Linked DNA regions of Homo sapiens: region 2 is linked to region 1. A link is a loop called in an ENCODE intact Hi-C map of the cell type or tissue named here. Cell type or tissue: PC-9. All regions are shown on one strand. Region 1 has its middle 13 kb from the start of LINC02457. Region 2 holds the start of LINC03088 (long intergenic non-protein coding RNA 3088).

Region 1 (4,000 bases):
CATGGCAAAACCCTATCTTTACCAAAAATACAAAAATTAGCCAGATGTGGTGTTGGGTGCCTGTACTCCCAGCCGTTTAGGAGGCTGAGGCAGGAGGATTGCTTGAACCCAGGAAGCAGAGGTCGCAGTGAGCCAAGATCGCACCACTGCACTCCAGCCTAGGTGACAGAGTGAGACCATGTCTCAAAAAAAACAAAAACAAAAACAAAAATCATAAGTAATAACTGTTCAGTAAGTGATTGTTCTTTTTAAAAATCATGGTGTATGCCAGGCAAGATGGCACATAACTATTGTCCCAGCTACTCAGGAGGCTGAGGCAGAAATATAGCTTGAGCTCAAGACTTTGAGTTTAGCCTGGGCAATATAGAGGGACTGTCTCTTAATAAATAAAAGGTATAAAATACCTCATAAAATTTACATTTTAACCATTTTAAGTGTATAGTTCAAGTGGTTTTTCATACATTCAAATTGTTGTGTCCATAAGTATTTTTATCAATACTGCTATATTATGTCACAAGTCTTTTTTTGTTTGTTTGTTTTTCAAAAGAGGGTCTCACTTTTTCACCCAAGCTGGAGTGCAGTAGCATGATCATAGCTCACTGCAGCCTCAAACTCCTGGGATCAAGTGATCCTCCTGTTTCAGCCTCCCAAGTAGCCAGGAATACAGGTGTTCACCACCATGCCCAGCTAATTTTATTTTTTTGTAATTTTTTGTAGAGATGGGTTCTTGCTATGTTGCCCAGGCTTGTCTTGAACTCCTTGCTTCAAACCATCCTCCCACCTCAGCCTCCCAAAGGGCTGGGATTACAGGCTTGAGCCACCACACCCAGCTAATTTTATTTTTTGTATTTTTTTTTTTTTTGGTAGAGAATGGGTCTTGCTATATTGCCCAGGCTGGTTCTGAACTCCTTGCTTCAAACCATCCTCCCACCTCAGCTTCCCAAATTGTTGTGATTACAGGTGTGAGCCACCATGCCTGGCCTGTGTCAAATGTCTTAATAGTGTGGATTTTGCTAGAGACAGGACATGCTATTCTGAACCGGTCATGGACTTGCCTAGGTCTCTGCTTTCTCTAGTTCATTTCATCCTCTCAAGAATCCTGGGAGGTTTTCTCATTTCCATTTCTATTGGAGAGCTCTAACGATGTGCCCGAGGGCACTTGGCAGCAAGTGGCAGAGCTGAGACCAGCCCCCAGACCCACGGATCTGTCCACTACCTATCAATAACCACTTGCTGAATTGTGATGAACCCAGTCTGACCAAATCGCTTCTCTGAGGTTCTGACTTTGACACTGGGAGGGGCGTAGCTAAAATGAGAAAAGAGGCAGCCCCATTCCAGGACAGGTGAATGACATGGGAGCTCTGGCATCCTCAGCCCAGACAGCAGCACAGGGCAGGGGCTGAGAGAGCCTTGTCGAGCTGCTGATGTCTTTATGCAGCCAGGACTGACTCCACGGTAGCAGGCCCAGCATGCATCACCCCTGTGACAAATGATAAAGATCTCATTCGGCATACGAGATCCACTTGAGGAACTGAATGGAGACAATTGAAAAGCGCTCCACACCGGCCACTGAAGCTGAAGCCCGCAGAGCCGGATGATGTAAGGTCTTCTGTGTGGATTTGCTGATTCTGGAGATTTTAACTATTTGGGCTTTATTAGTCTCTGGGCCTCCTCGTGGGGAACTGAAGTGCTGGAACTCGGGGAAGACCTGACTTGTCAAGTCCATAGTATCAGAGCATTCAGACAGGCTGAGTGTCTGATTTCGGCCAATCAAGTTTCATTTTGAAGACTAACTATGATGGATTACGATGGCTTTCTAATTCCTCACTGCCTCCCTGGGAAACTTTTTTTTTTTTTTTTTTTTTTTTTGAGATGGACTTTCACTCTGTCCCCGAAGCTGGAGTGCGGTGGCACGATCTTGGCTCACTGCAACCTCTGCAGTTCAAGCGATTGTCCTGCCTCAGCCTCCCCAGTCACTGGGATTACAGGCATGCACCACCACGCTTGGATAATTCTTGTATTTTTGGTAGAGATGGGATTTTGCCATGTTGGCCAGGCTGGTCTCGAACTCCTGACCTTAGATGATCCACCCGCCTCAGCCTCCCAGAATGCTGGGATTGTAGGCGTGAGCCACCACGCCTCCTGGGAAACTCCTAAAGGGGCCCCTCTTCCGTATTTCCTTGTCCACAGGAACAAATATTTGCCCTTGCAATTAGATCCCTCCTACTGCCACCATTGCTGTATTTCAGCAATTCATGAGAGCCTGACAAATGCTAGTTAACCAGCTTACTGCAGTACAACTGACCCCTTGAGCGTGTGAGTGAATGTGACAAGTGGCTGGTGACATGCTCAAGTCACTCATTTGTGTCGCCAAGTTTAGCCATTTGACTGTGTGCTTCTAAGTTAAAGAGTGTCACCTCAGGTGATTCCAGTTCAAAGCGCCTTGGGAAACAATCATGAAATTAGCTGATAAATGTGATAGTCATGGTGTACACAGGGCGTGGGACGCTGGATAAAACCTAAAGAGACCTGACCCACTGCCCTCTAGGTGCTTAGCCTCTGACCACACCAAGCTAGCGACATTCCAATCTCTCATAAAAAGCATTTCAAAATGAAAGAGACTGGGCAAATAAATCGTGGTACATGCACGGAATGCGATGGCCTTCAGGCATTGAAAAGAAAGAAGTACGTTTCCCATACTACGGGGATTTGCTCACCTAACTTCCCACCTGTACACTTCTTTTTTTTTTTTTTTTTTTGAGACAGAGTCTCACTCTGTTGCCCAGGCTGGAGTGCACTGAATGGATCTCAGCTCACTGCAGCCTCCACCTCCTGGGCTCAAGCGACTCTCCTGCCTCAGCCTCCCAAGTAGCTGGGATTACAGGCACACGCCACCAAGGCCAACTAATTTTTATATTTTTAGTAGAGACGGGGTTTCACCATGTTGACCAGGCTGATCTTGAACTCCTGACCTCAAGTGATCTGCCCGCCTGGACCTCCCAAAATGCTGGGATTACAGGCGTGAGCCACCTCGCCCAGCCCCACCTGTATACTTTTGCATATGCTGTTCCCTCCATCTGAACACTTTTCCATCTGTCTCAATCCCCAAGAACATGCATTTGGCATACAGTAGATGTTTAACAGATGAGCCAGCTCTCACAGCTTTTCCCTCCTCAGGGGTTCACAAAGCAGGCCAGTTATCCTATGCCCAAGGGATGGGTCTGTGGTTTATGGGGTCAGCTGGGAGTAGGAAGAGAGATTGATCTGGGCATATTTGAAAGAAGAGATCCGCAGTGTATAGTTAAGTGAAAAAAGTAGGTTACAAGCAGTGTATATCTTATGACCCACTTTTTGGTAAAAAGAAAATCCCTTATTTACATGTTTGTTTATGCATAAAAACGTCTGGCAGGGTCCACACCACATTAACGTTGATTACCTCTAGGGATGGTGGAGTTGAAGCATGAAGAGAGAAACTTTTGGCTTTCTATTTTCTACTTTCTAAAGTGTTTTTTTTCTTATTTTTAACAATGGGCATTGTATTAATTTTGTAATTAAAAATCTAATAAAGATTTTTTAATGTGCTTGGGGGAATAGAATAGCTATACTTCCAAAATATTTGCAGTTGGACTTTGTTGCAGATGTACCAAGCTGCTCTGTTAGTTATCATGTTGGGTGTGTGTATTTTATTTTATTCTTTTAAGAGATGAGGTCTTGCTCTGTTGCCCAGGCTGGAATGCAGTGGAGTGATCATAGCTCACTGCAGCCTTGACCTCCTGGGGTCAAGCAATCCTCCCGCCTCAGCCTGCCGACTAGCTGGGACTATAGGGACACACCACCACGCTTGGCAATTTTAACCATACCTGGCCATTTTAACCTTGTCCAGCTAATTTTTTTTTTTAATGTAGTGGCAGGGTCTGTGTTTTATTCTTTCGACCAGACTGTGGACTCCACAAGGGCAGGAACTGGGTCTAATGACGATATCAATAACACTAGCCCCAAC
Region 2 (4,000 bases), 160 kb after region 1:
CTCACCTTCTGCAGGCGAGGAGCGCATGAGAGTCGGGCTGGGTGAAACCGGGGCTCCATCTGCCTGCGTGCTTTCTGGGGATGTCTGAAGGTAACTTTGTGCTGGCGCCCCTTGCCAGGAAGCTGAGAAGCCTTCTGCAGCGCCACCCGGCTCCCATCCCCTCTCCGCGGAATAAGCTGGTACCAAAGCCAGCCCCTGGTGCCGCTCAACCAGATGGCAGGGGAAGCAAAACAAAAGTGACCTTGTTAGCAGAATGTGTCTTCCCCGGGAGAAGCTATTTTTGTTGTGGTTGTGAACTGAAGTCGTCTCAGCTGAATTCTCCTTCCCTGCGAGGGCTGTGGAATGTTAATTTGTTCCAAAGTTCAGTATTTTGATTAGAACCAGGAGTGCCAGATTTTGTCAGAAACATTTTGGAATGGGGTAGGCTCACACACACTCTCTCTCTCTTTCTCTCTCACTCTCTCTCTTGGCCGCTGTACAAAGTAAATGTTGTTGCAGCAGCTGCCCTGGGGGAACAGCCCATTGCAAATCGGAGCCGGGGGTGAACCGGCTCCTCCCTGTTGCCGTGACCTTATTGCCATAGAGGCACCCAGACTAGGGACAAAAGTGGAGACACCCTTTCAATTGGAGAGAACAAAGAGCCCAGCACAGAACCTGGAACGGAGGGGTCCTCAGGAAACACGTGTGAGCTGAAAAAAAGAATGAAGCCAGGCGCGGTGGCTCACGCCTGTAAACCCAGCACTTTGGGAGGCCAAGGCAGGTGGATCACAAGGTCAGGAGTTCAAGACCAGCCTGGCCAAGATGGTGAGACCTCGTCTCTACTAAAAATACAAAATTAGCCGGGCCTGGTGGCGGGCGCTTGTAATCCCAGCTATTTGGGAGGCTGAGGCAGAGAATTGCTTGAACCCGGGAGGCAGAGGTTGCAGTAAGCCGAGATTGCACCATTTCACTCCAGCCTGGGTGGCAGAGCAAGACTCCATCTCAAAAAAAAAAAAAAAAAAAAAAAAGAAAGAAAAGAATGAACTTCCCCCAAGATGTAGCGCTCAGAGTTTCTGCAACCCAGAGGTCATGTCCAAAGGGAATTATCAGAGTTCTAGATTCTGAGAACTCTATTTCTCTTTTTTCTTTTCTTTTTTAACATTGTAATTTACTTTTTTTTTTTTTTTTTTTTAGGGACAGGGTCTCCCTGTATCACCCAGGCTTGAGCGCAGTGGCATGCTCACAGCTCACTGCAGCCTCAAACTCCTGGGCTCCAGTGATCCTCCGTCCTCAGCCTCCTGAGTAAAGGGGACTACAGGCATGCATCGCCATGCCTGGCTAAATTTTTTTATTTTTTGTAGAAATGAGGTCTTGCTCTGTTGTCCTGGCTGATCTCAAACTCCTGGCCTCAAACAATCCTCCTGCTTTGACCTCCTTTGGATTACAGGTGTGAGCCATGGCACCCAGCCTGGTTCTCTTTTTCTGACCGCTTCTCTCTCTCAATGAGTTATTAAGCCAAGTCATGCATGACTATTTTCTGAATCACAAAACGAACACAGATAAGATGAAAGTGCCTCTGATCTCTACTCCAATCCTAGCCCTCTGGTCCTTCTCAGAGGTAATCAGATGCCAATGCCACACCACAGCCTCACCAGAGCTTGATAACATCAAACCTATCATTTGTTGTCGGTCTGGTGGGTGAAAAGTGTTTTTTGTTGTCTTCTTTTGTAGCATAGTATAGTAGTTAGGAGTATGGAATTTGAATGCGGGTTGCCTGGGGTCTAATCCTGGCCCTGGAGTAGCCAGAGGAGGAGCAACTGTGTGGACAACTGAACCTGGCTGAAAGTCAGCTTCGCGGTGTCTGGACCAGGAATGATGGCAGAAGTTATGTTCCAGGGTGGTCGTGAGGATCGCTGCATGAACTAGAGCGTGCTAAGTGCTCAGAGCAGGCTGGCCGGCACAAGCGTTCTGCAGGGGTTTGTTTTTATCATTGCCGCTATCATTTCCCCAATCACTTAGGACTCTGGGCACCCCCACCCCCCACCTTCACTTTCAGTTCAGTGTTGACAGTTTCCCACGTTTCCCAGTCTCCCAGCACTAAGGCTGGGAAATAACCGGGAAGCAGTGAATTCCTGGTTCTGTTTCTGCCTCTTACAGTGAGAGGTGACAGCGTACTGGCAGCCCTGCAGCCCTTGCTCGCTCTCGGCGCCTCCTCGGCCTTGGCGCCCACTTTGGCCGCACTTGAGGAGCCCTTCAGCCCGCCGCTGCACTGTAGGAGCCCCTTTCTGGGCTGGCCAAGGCCGGAGCCGGCTCCCTCAGCTTGCAGGGAGGTGTGGAGGGAGAGACGCAGGTGGGAACCTGGGCTGCGCGCGGTGCTTGCGGGCCAGCGCGAGTTCCGGGTGGGCGCGGGCTCGGCAGTCCCCGCACTCGGAGCCGCCGGCCAGCCTGCAAGCCCCGGGCAGTGAGGGGCTTAGCACCTGGGCCAGCAGCTGCTGTGTTCGACTACTCGCCATGCCTTAGCTGCCTCCCCGCGGGGCAGGGCTCGGGACCTGCAGCCCGCCATGCCTGAGCCTCCCCTCCCGGCCGTGGGCTCCTGCGCAGCCCGAGCCTCCCCGACGAGCGCTGCCCCCTGCTCCACGGGGCCCAGTCCCATCGACCACCCAAGGGCTGAGGAGTGTGGGCACACGGCGCAGGACTGGCAAGCAGCTCCACCTGCGGCCCAGTACGGGATCCACTGGGTGAAGCCAACTGGGCTCCTGAGTCTGGTGGGGACTTGGAGAACCTTTATGTCTAGCTAAGGGATTGTAAATACACCAATCGGCACTCTGTATCCAGCTCAAGGTTTGTAAACACAACAGTCAGCACTCTGTGTCTAGCTCAGGGTTTGTGAATGCACCAATCGACACTCTGTATCTAGTTACTCTGGTGGGGACTTGGAGAACCTTTGTGTCCACACTCTGTATCTAGCTAATCTAGTGGGGACGTGAACTTTTGCGTCTAGCTCAGGGATTGTAAACGCACCAATCAGCACCCTGTCAAAACGGACCAATCAGCTCTCTGTAAAACAGACCAATTGGCTCTCTGTAAAGTGGACCAGTCAGCAGGATGTGGGTAGGGCCAGACAAGAGAATAAAAGCAGGCTGCCGGAGCTGGCAGTAGCAATTGGCTGGGGTGTTTTTCCGCTCTGTGGGAGATTTGTTCTTTCGCTTTTTGGGTCCACGCTGCGTTTGTGAGCTGTAACACCGTGAAGGTCTGCAGCTTCACTCCTGAAGTCAGGCGAGAAGACTACGAACCCACCTGGAGGAACGAACAACTCCAGACTCGCCGCATTAAGAGCGGTAACACCGCGAAGGTCTGCAGCTTCACTCCTGAGCCAGCGAGATCACGAACCCACCGGAAGGCTGTAACATATCTGAACATCAGAAGGAACAAACTCCGGACAGGCCGCCTTCAGGAACTGTAACACTCACCGCGAGGGTCCGTAGCTTCATTCTTGAAGTCAGTGAGACCAAGAGCCCACCAATTCCGGACACAACAGGACACACTGCGGCTTCTCCTGGCTTTTTCAAAGTTCAGCCCAAGAGGAAGAGAGACCTAATTAATACCCAGGAGATGGTGGTGTTTATTTTTTCCAGCTGGGACAACTAAGGCCCCGAGAGGAGAAAGGGACTATCCGGGGTACAGAGGCCACTGAGTCAGAGCTAGGACCAACATATCACCAGCTCTCCCTCTTCAGCGCAGACCCCAACTCACCAGCGGTGGCTTCCTGAAGAGCTGGGTTAAGGAGGATTCTGAGGTGCAGCAGAGCTCGCTAAGAGGCTGACGGGTAAGGGGTGCTGCGCTGTGAGCACAGGAGCCAGGTGGGTGTTGCCTGCCATCCCCTCTACCTCTCCCTCTTCTCTCTGCCACCTCGGTTTTTCTCCATCCTTTCACTCACCCCCGACCCGCCATTGTTTCACCTGCCTGGAAATGGCACCCTTCGTTGAGAGTAAGGATAGGGCCTCTGCTGTGCCCAGGCCAC

The links. Peaks named below come from ENCODE experiments on the same cell type or tissue, not always from the same donor. Only the 100,000 strongest peaks of a DNase experiment are listed, where the experiment ranks them.
Region 2: it touches region 1 in a loop (4-fold over the local background); 1 of 110 quality-filtered maps calls a loop at or near these places.

What each region holds. Positions count from the first base shown.
Region 1 is chr12:116,500,896-116,504,895 of GRCh38, forward strand. No RefSeq gene overlaps it. Among named protein-coding and RNA genes, the nearest start is that of LINC02457, 13 kb to the right of the region's middle. In PC-9, no CTCF peak of the experiment used is centred here; a DNase peak (open chromatin) is centred at 2,436; H3K27ac peaks cover 2,179 bases.
Region 2 is chr12:116,658,408-116,662,407 of GRCh38, forward strand. LINC03088 (long intergenic non-protein coding RNA 3088) reads left to right here and starts at 3,137. Exons shown (of 2, transcript XR_007063473.1): 1 at 3,137-3,839. LOC124903028 (a long non-coding RNA gene) reads right to left here. Exons shown (of 3, transcript XR_007063474.1): 1 at 3,733-4,000; 2 at 3,277-3,539; 3 at 1-335. RefSeq lists an enhancer at 122-625. In PC-9, no CTCF peak of the experiment used is centred here; a DNase peak (open chromatin) is centred at 1,514; H3K4me3 peaks cover 410 bases.